2 separate regions of the Mus musculus genome follow, and region 1 is linked to region 2. A link is a loop called in an ENCODE intact Hi-C map of the cell type or tissue named here. Cell type or tissue: heart. All regions are shown on one strand. Links, peaks and the distances in the headings refer to the core of each region. The heading gives the core; the rest is flanking DNA. Region 1 holds the start of Zc3hav1l (zinc finger CCCH-type, antiviral 1-like). Region 2 holds the start of Zc3hav1 (zinc finger CCCH type, antiviral 1).

The links. Hi-C counts contacts between places; a loop is a spot of excess contacts. Peaks named below come from ENCODE experiments on the same cell type or tissue, not always from the same donor. Only the 100,000 strongest peaks of a DNase experiment are listed, where the experiment ranks them.
Region 1: a loop joins it to region 2, with 2.4 times the contacts of the local background. A loop is called at or near these places in 1 of 42 quality-filtered maps.

Annotation. Positions count from the first base shown.
Region 1 is chr6:38,297,153-38,301,538 of GRCm38, reverse strand. Zc3hav1l (zinc finger CCCH-type, antiviral 1-like) reads left to right here and starts at 2,280. Exons shown (of 4, transcript NM_172467.3): 1 at 2,280-2,675; 2 at 3,452-3,587. The coding sequence starts at 2,299. In heart, for the core only: a CTCF peak has its summit at 2,245; a DNase peak (open chromatin) is centred at 2,248; H3K4me3 peaks cover 2,215 bases; H3K27ac peaks cover 2,627 bases.
Region 2 is chr6:38,352,479-38,356,864 of GRCm38, reverse strand. It overlaps Zc3hav1 (zinc finger CCCH type, antiviral 1), which reads left to right and starts at 2,262. Exons shown (of 13, transcript NM_001347122.1): 1 at 2,262-2,950. The coding sequence starts at 2,643. In heart, for the core only: no CTCF peak of the experiment used is centred there; DNase peaks (open chromatin) are centred at 1,264 and 2,374; H3K4me3 peaks cover 3,006 bases; H3K27ac peaks cover 1,934 bases; H3K27me3 peaks cover 1,556 bases.

The sequences.
Region 1 (4,386 bases), core at 288-4,287, 56 kb after region 2:
CCCAAAGTCTCCACTCCCTTAATCTGTTGTCTCCTAGAACACAGAATTGAGCCCCATTCCACTCTGTGATGCCCTTTTATTACTTGAGCCATACATTTTGTATTTTTACTTTCTCAGATTGCTCCTTTTCATCAAAACACTCTTCATGAGACTACTCCAGAGAACAAAGTCTCTGCTGGGCTTTTCTGAGACTTTCCTTTGTCAATGAAATTAATTGAACTCTCTTTACCTTAGCCTCGGGTAGACTCTTCAGACAAGGGCAAAAAGCAGTTACATTCTTCACCAAAATATCTCAAGAATAGTTTCTATGCCACATACTGAAATTCTTCTCCACTGAAACCTCTTGGGCCAGGTCTGCACAGTTCAGATCATCCTCAGCACCAATGTCTTTTATGGTCCTACTAGGATGGCCCTTTAAGCCCCACTTAAAGCATACCATTGCTTCCCAAATCCAAAGTCCCAAAGTCCACATTTCTCCAAAGAAAAAACATGATCATGCCTATCAAAGCAATACCTCACTCCTGGTACCAACTTCTATTTTAGGGTTTCCATTGCTGTGAGGAGACACCGTGACCAAGGTAACTCTTATAAGGGACAACATTTAATTGGGGGATGGCTTACTAGTTCTGAGATTAGGTCCATTATCATCATGGCAGGAAACATGGCAGCATCCAGGCAGACATAACACTGGAGGAGCTGAGAGTTCTACATATTGTTCTGAAGGCAAACAGGAGAAAACTTGTTTCAGAGCCTACCCTCACAGTGACACACTTCCTCCAACAAGGCTACACCTACCCAACAAGCCGCATCTCCTAATAATGCCACTCCCTGGGCCAAGCAAATTCAAATTACCATACCCCTATATGATATCAGGCCTCTAGCATTTAAAAACTCTCTGAAAAGATGGCAGAATTTCAAATTTTTTCACGGTACTCATTCAGACTTTTAATCTGGAATGAATTACAATCCAGAATTCTGAAATTGAATATATTTCTAAGGGCAAGGTCTTTGGCTGAGTCGGGATCTCACCCATTTGGTTAGTCTAGCCAATTAGCTGCCCCTGTGGATCCTGCCACTGCCTACCAAGTGCTTGCATTACAAGTGGCCCCCACATCTTCCTGTATTTGTATAGGATCTGGGCATTCAAATTCCAGCCTCACACTTGTCTAGTAAGTGTTTTATCCACTGGGCTGTCTTCCCAGTCCATCTATTCTGTAACATACAGAATCAGTCTTATTAAACTTCTGGATACACTTGCTTACAACATCAGTGCCCTTGAAGTAAAATTCTTCCCTATCTCTATCTTGCTTGAACGTCTCTTCTCTCTGTGTGCATGTGGTTTTCATTCCTCTCTAACCCCTTTCTCAACTTGAATCTTTCTTTTTTCAGTTGTATCTTAGGTCGGCTTCTCTCAGAGGCAAACAGAGAAGGATTGTTTGAGAGCAGACCCTTTACAAGGTAATCCCAAGGAACCACTTCTCAGTTTACATTTTCGGCTGGGCTCCCTGGTAAGCAGATAAGGATTCCATGTAAACCGTTTCTTAGTAGGGAGGGAACACAGGGAAAGGCAGGTTCTACAGGAGCAACAGGGTTCTTTTCCATTAAGGAATCATAGCGACGAAACCATAGAATATCTCTCGACCACTCCGTAGAGGAATAATACGCTAGGAATTTGTCCATTGTTAGGAAGGAAAATCCTTTTAGGTTTAGTGGGTGTTTATGTATATTGTCACCAATTTGACAATAGGAAAAATGTTTATTTATAAGCTGACAGAGAAAAATCAACAATATCATGGCTCAATCCCATCTGAGGCATGGAGCTGATTGATCAGTATTATGGTGTGTGTTCAATAAACCATCCCTATCTGACTGAAATCGGGGTTTGTGTAAGCTCGTGGGGCGACTCATGGACCCCAACACTTAGGAAGTTTTTACCCACTGTGCTGGTTCCTTACTAGGTTTTTTGAGACAGGGTGTCATGTAGTCCAGGCTAGCCTCCAACTCCCCTTTGCAAAGGACGCTGGCCTTGATCTCGGCCTTTTCTTGCCCCCACCTCCCAGGTGCTAGCTAACATTCCAGGCGCGCGCCCCCAGGCTGGGAGAACCACTTCAGCAGTTTACATTCTTTGCAGCCCTCCCTGTTATCCGGTATCTGCCAGGAACCCAGGAGCCAGGAATGTTGCAGGGGCTCAGGCCCTGCCTTCTGAGGCCCGGCCCCCTACAGCTCGCAGGCTCCGGTCGGGGCCGCGGCGGGGAGGAGCCTGGAGGCCCCGGGCTGGCGGGGACGCGCTGGCGGGCCATGGCGGACCTCACTCTGTGCGCGTTCCTCACCAAGGTGCTGTGTGCTCACGGCGGCCGCATGTTCCTGCAGGACCTGCGCGGCCACGTGGAGCTGTCGGAGGCGAAGCTGCGGGCCGTGCTGCGGCGCGCGGGTCCAGAGCGCTTCCTGCTGCAGGAGGTGGAGCTGCGCGACGGCCCGTGGGACGCAGAGGCCGAGGTGGCGGCGGGCGAGGGCGCGGGCGCGGGCTCAGGCGGCGGCGCCACGGCCTGCAGGGTGATGGCCGTGTCCTCCGCGCGCCTCTGCGCCCGCTACCAGCGCGGGGAGTGTCAGGGCTGCGACCAGCTGCACTTGTGTCGCCGCCACATGCTGGGCAAGTGCCCCCACCGCGACTGCTGGTGAGGGGCGGAGTCCTCAGTGTCCAGCGGGGCAGTGGGTGCGGGCGGGCGGGATGCGCCTTCCGGATGCTTCTCGGCGAGCCTGGGTGGGATGGGACAAAGGCCTTCGCGCTGGCCGCCCTGTGCACCTAGTCGCCGAGAGAAATAATATGGAAGGTCTCTCCACTGAGGTTTATTATTCACCCCCCCCCCGCCCCCCAATTTGCTGTCCCTGTCCCAGGATGCTAGGATGTTCCACAACAGCAGCCCGGTTGAATCCGTGTTGCCACTTTTGAATTCACTTATGCCAAATGCCGCTTGAGGGACACCTGGGGGCTTTATGGCCCGCGGAACTTCTGTTCCCTTCTCTCCCTCCTTCCATAACCACAGCCCTTTCGCGCTTAAAAATCTGGTGTCCAATCGCAGGAAACTGGTGGCAGGATGGGGTGAGGGCATAGTGCTGCATAGCCCAAGCCCAGTGCTTTGCAGCAATCCGGGAAGCTTTCTAGTGCTTTCTTTGTAGTGTTGGTGGACAAAGAGAGGCCAGCAGCTGTTGTTGGCCTGAAGATTACGTTTTAGTCTTTACAAAAACAGATAAGTAATCTCAAAAAAGCCTGAGGGTAGGGTACTCACAGAACAGGGAAATGACCCCTGGAAGCTGAGTTGCCTCAATCCGAATTGTTTTATTAGTACTTGGGGAATTCACTTGTGAAGTGGAAATGCCCTAGGCAGAGTTAGACCCACCAGCCTCTTCCCTCTTCTTGACCCGGCCTCCTGACTGCTTTGAACTCTTCTAGGTCTACCTGTTCTCTGTCCCATGATATCCACACACCTATCAACGTCCAAGTCCTGAAAAGCCGGGGGCTTTTTGGCCTCAATGAAGGGCAGCTGCGAATCCTGCTTTTGCAGAACGACCCCTGCCTTTTCCCAGAGGTGAGTCCTTGAGAAGTCGCCATCCTACCATCAACTGTGGCAAGGCTTTCTCTCACTGATGTCTATCCCTCGATGTTTGTGTTCTTTTGTTGGGATAGGATCTTAAATAGCCCAGGATGTTAGTGAACTTGTCATTTAGCTGAGGCTAGCTTTCTGTTCTGCTAATCCACGCCCCTTCAAAGGCGAAGGTGATAGGGAGCCACCTCCCACCACCACTTTAGATGTTCATTTTAACTGCTTTTTTTTTTTTTTTTTTTTTAAAGAAACTCTTTTTTTTTTTTTTAGATTTATTTATTTATTATATGTAAGTACACTGTAGCTGTCTTCAGACACTCCAGAAGAGGGAGTCAGATCTCGTTACGGATGGTTGTGAGCCACCATGTGGTTGCTGGACCTTCGGAAGAGCGGTCGGGTGCTCTTACCCACTGAGCCAACTTACCAGCCCCCATTTTAACTGCTTTTAAGTACTATGATTTGGTTCCAGATACTTAAACACTACCCATTTTTATTTGCTGGAGTGGTAAAATTAACACATTTGTTTCTATTTCTGTGAATTTATTAACAAAAGAATCATCTCAAATTTATGAGACTACCCATAAAATAATTTTAAAAGATTTATTTATTTGGGGCTAGAAAGAAGGCTTAGAGGTTAAGAGCACTGGCTGCTTTTTCAGAGGTCCTGAGTTCAATTCCCAGCAACCACATGGTGGCTCACAATCATCTGTAATGGGATCTGATGCCCTCTTCTGGTGTGTCGGAAGAGAGCTACAGTGTACTTATATATAATAAATAAATCTTT
Region 2 (4,386 bases), core at 88-4,087:
CTGTTGGGAGTATGTTCAGGAATCTCAAAGAAAGAGAACAGTACTCTGACTGAAGTGTCTATACCCCGCAGACTTTGGTCTTAAGAGGGTGTCCTCAGGAGAGCCAGCACACAGGGAGAGGCACACTTGGCTTCTCCTCTCCCTCTTCCTCCCCCCTCCATTTTTTTTTTTTAAATCTATGTAGTCTTGGCCATCCTGGGACTCTTTTTTTGTGTCTTGTTCCCTTTACCCACTAAGATAGCTAGGGTCTCACCTCCAGTCTTGTTTGATCTTAAAGTCTTGTTAATCTTAAAGGAAATACCAGCAAAGAAAATGAAGAGAAGGAGGAAGAGGTTGTCCATTTCAGTCTCTCCGTTTCCTTGATTGCAGCAGTGTCTTTGTGCTGAAAAGTTTTAATGGTTTTTTTTTTCAAATATTTGAATAAAAGTCTTTCTTACAGGTGGGGGTAGTGAAAATGTTTTAATTCCTTGTCCTAAACAGAAGTTTATAGTATCTGATAGAAAAGACTCATATTTAATATTTATAAAATCCCCTTTACTTGGTCCCTCATCCATCCCCAGGAGGAGGGAGTTGACAATTCTAGATCCTTCAAGGGACTTCCTCTGACCCCCTAACGGGACACTGCTATTTCTAAAGCTGATGCCCTCTGGGAGCTGGGATTGTTTCTTTGATTTCTGTGTCTTCAGAGTCACTACTGTAAGGACCATACCGAAGATAGTAAACACATTGATCTTACTTGATTTGATAAGAATGGGGCTCTGGAAACCTGCCAGACTGAAAATAAGGCCAAGTGGATTAAAAGACAAGACAGAAGCAAGAGTCAGAGTCAACAAGCAGCCAGATGAGGCCCGGGCTTGGCTGCTTTACAGACCACCGTTCCAGTGAGTCAGAGAGAGCGGCTGTGCGTACCACACCAGAGGGATTCTCATTCGGGTTTCTGAAGAATTTGAAAGACTTTATTTCTTATGAATTTGTTTTTAAATTTTAAATTACATTTATCAGAGAGAGAGGGGGGAGGAGGAGGGAGGGAGGAAGGAAGAGAAAGAGTGTTGTGGAGGTCAGAGGGCAACTTGCTAGAGTAAACTCTCCCAGCATGTGGGGAAATTCTGGGGGTCAAATTAGTGTCCTGTGTTTTAGCAACTGGTGCCTTTACCTGCTCAATTATCTTCCTGGCCAATAATCCCTTTGCCCCAGTCTCACAAGTGCTGATATTACCGGCATGCCTTCACCACGCCAAGCTTTTAATATTATTTTAGCGTGTGTTTGTCTGAGTGGGTGGGGTCACTCGCACCTCCCTCTTGTGAAGTTTGAAAGCATCGCAGTGCACACTTCTCCTGCACCGTGCCTGCAGATTTTAAAGAAAGGGTTCCCATCTGATCGGTGAGCGCTCCATTCATTTCATTTCTGAGTGCTGAAAGGAAAGCCCCTTTCTTTTTCTAATTTGGGTCTAGTGTTTACTGGCCTGCAAATTAGCTGAGAATACAGATGAGACAAACTAAACACAATTGTGCAAAAGAAGTTTTAAAGTCACAATTTAACAAGGGGAGGAGGCCGAAGAGCGTATAAGGTTTGTGTGTGGTGAGTGTGTTTCACTACGGAGTCTGGAAGGACAATCGGAGTTTTTTTTTAATGCTAATGTTTGGAGCAGCAGAATCTTCCGGAAAGCTCCCTGGGGACACGGATGGCTCTTTAATTTCATCAGCCTTTGCTTTCCTCAAAGGGAAATCTAGTTATTATTTCCTTCTGTCTCTACAGTAACTCTACGGTAAGGTAAGGGTTTACCTTAAAAATCATCTTCATGCCAAGGGGGGAGGGGTGGGGGAAATCTGAAGACATTCTAAGCAGTTGGTTTGAGGCACCAAAATTGGAGATTTTAAGTTAGCAAGGCCAGAAAGGATCAAAGAGTGGGTCTTCAAATAGCTCTGGAGAAGGCTACGTAAGAAACCAGGGAGAGTAACAATCACCGCCCTCTAAGAGGGGCTCGGCACTGGGTAGAAAGTGCGTAATCCTAGATCTGGTGCCGCGGAATCAGGCCCGGAAACAAACTCTCGAGAACCTCGGTCATCCGAGCTCCACCTGTTCCTTCAAGTTATTTCCCCAAGTGCGGAGTTCGGATAATATCCATGTCCTAAGGTGGTGGCGAGCATTGACGACACTCGGCGGAGAGTCCCGCTTACAGGAAGCGCTCACCAGGTCTGCTCTTTCCGGGGCTGGGTGGGGCTGATTTGAGGACGCCTCTAGTGGGCCCCCCAGGATGCGTCACTCTCCTCAGGCTCATCAAAACTCCACCCGAGCCTCACGAACGTCCTTACTTCCTCTCTTCCTGGTAGCAGCCTTGCAGTCCCGAGCTCGGGGGACCTCACGTCTAGCCTGGAACCGAGGGTACCGCGCCGCGGCGGACCTGCCCGCCTAACGTCGCTCGCTTCCCATTCGCTCTCCCGCGCGGCTGACTTTAAATCTGACCCCAGGACCTCGTCGTCGAGGTCGGGCCTCGCGACACCACCGCCGGAGTTGGAAAGCGAAACCGCTCTGCTCTGCGAGCGGCACCGCCCGCGTCCGCCCCTGGGACCGCGCGTAAGTTTCGATTCTCCGTGAAGCCGAGTCCCGCGCAGCGGCCGGAGCAGCGGCAGCCATAGCGCGCCATGACGGATCCCGAGGTATTCTGTTTCATCACCAAGATCCTGTGCGCTCACGGGGGCCGCATGACCCTGGAGGAACTGCTGGGTGAGATCAGCCTCCCCGAAGCGCAACTCTACGAGCTGCTGAAGGCAGCAGGGCCCGATCGCTTTGTGCTATTGGAGACTGGAGACCAGGCCGGGATCACTCGGTCGGTGGTGGCTACTACTCGAGCCCGCGTCTGCCGTCGCAAGTACTGCCAGAGACCCTGCGACAGCCTGCACCTTTGCAAGCTTAATCTGCTCGGCCGGTGCCACTATGCACAGTCCCAGCGGTGAGTGCAGCGGGAATGGGGAAGGTTCTCTAATTGCCTAGTCCGGCGCCGCGGGGCAGCTTCCTAGGGGAGGCGGGAACCGGGTGGATATGGCTCACTCGGCTGCAAACCCCTTCTCCCTCTATCCCTCCTAATCTCTAGACCAGTGGTTCTCAGCCTTCCTAATGCTGCGACCCTTTAATACAGTTCCTCAGGTTTGTGACCCTCAACCATAAAATTATTTTCGTTACTACTCCGTAACTGTAATTTTGCTACTGTTATGAAATGTAATGCAAGTATCTGTGTTTTCCAATGGTCATATTCGACTCCTGTGAAGTTAGACCCCCAGGTTGAAAAATCTGTAGCCAAAGCGCTATTGGAAAGGCGGACAAGGCTGCCTCTCTACCCTTCTCACCTCCCACCAGAATCCTAATTAAAGTACGTTTGCACCAACCAGAGTTTGTAGAAGTTGCAGGCACACCTTTTTCTCCTTGCTACTCTGGTACCTCGAATGTTGCGATCGCCCCAGAATCCTAGCGGTGCTGCCCAGTCTCCTGTGTCTCGGGTGCGCCAACTCCTGGATCGCTGTGACCCTTCACTCCTTGTCTCTCCACCTGGCCAGATAGATAACTAAAGGTATAGTGGCCTCTCAGCCTTCTTCCTAGTATGCGTGGTGGCCTGTACTACGACACCCCCCCCCCTTCTTGCAACCGACCCACTGTCTCAAATTGCATGAAATAATGTGGCTTAACTTCTCAGGCAGCTGCTTCTGGTCCTACTTGGTCTTCTTCTTCTTCTTCTTCTTCTTCTTCTTCTTCTTCTTCTTCTTCTTCTTCTTCTTCTTCTTCTTCATAAGCGTTTCCAAGGGTTGGCTCAAGTCCTTTTATTTTGCTGTCTTCCAAATTTCTCCAAGACAAGGATCACTTGCTGGGGTTCACCTGTCATAACTACCGAGATGATTTCCAAACACATAACCTGTGCAGGCCTGCGTCTTCATCCAGGGGTCTGAGGAACCAGTGTCTTGCTCACATAGGCCAAACTCCCTCCAAACAAGCTCTCCAACCTTATCCCCGGCTCCACGCCCCCAGTTTATATAATTTCTAATCCCTCTGCCCTTTCCTCTTCCAGGGCTCACATCTGAGTGTTGCAGAAGTAATGAATGGTTGGTTCTAGGCTATCGTGTTTCCGAGCTTTTGTCCTTGTGGTTGGTGGTGGTGGTACGAAAGATTGGGCTGAGGACCTCTTGCATGCTAGGCAGGTGCTCCGCTACTGGAGCCAGAGTTTCACCGACTTGCGCAGGCTGGCCTTGAATTCCTGCAGTTAGCTCTCAGCTTGGTTCCTCCTGTCGCTCACTGGCAAGAGCTGAGATTACAGGTCTGTGCTGCCAGGCCCACGCAGCTTTCTGTGGAGAGTATTTTCTATACTTCGTTGAGTCTTAAAAACTGTGAGTGTTGCTC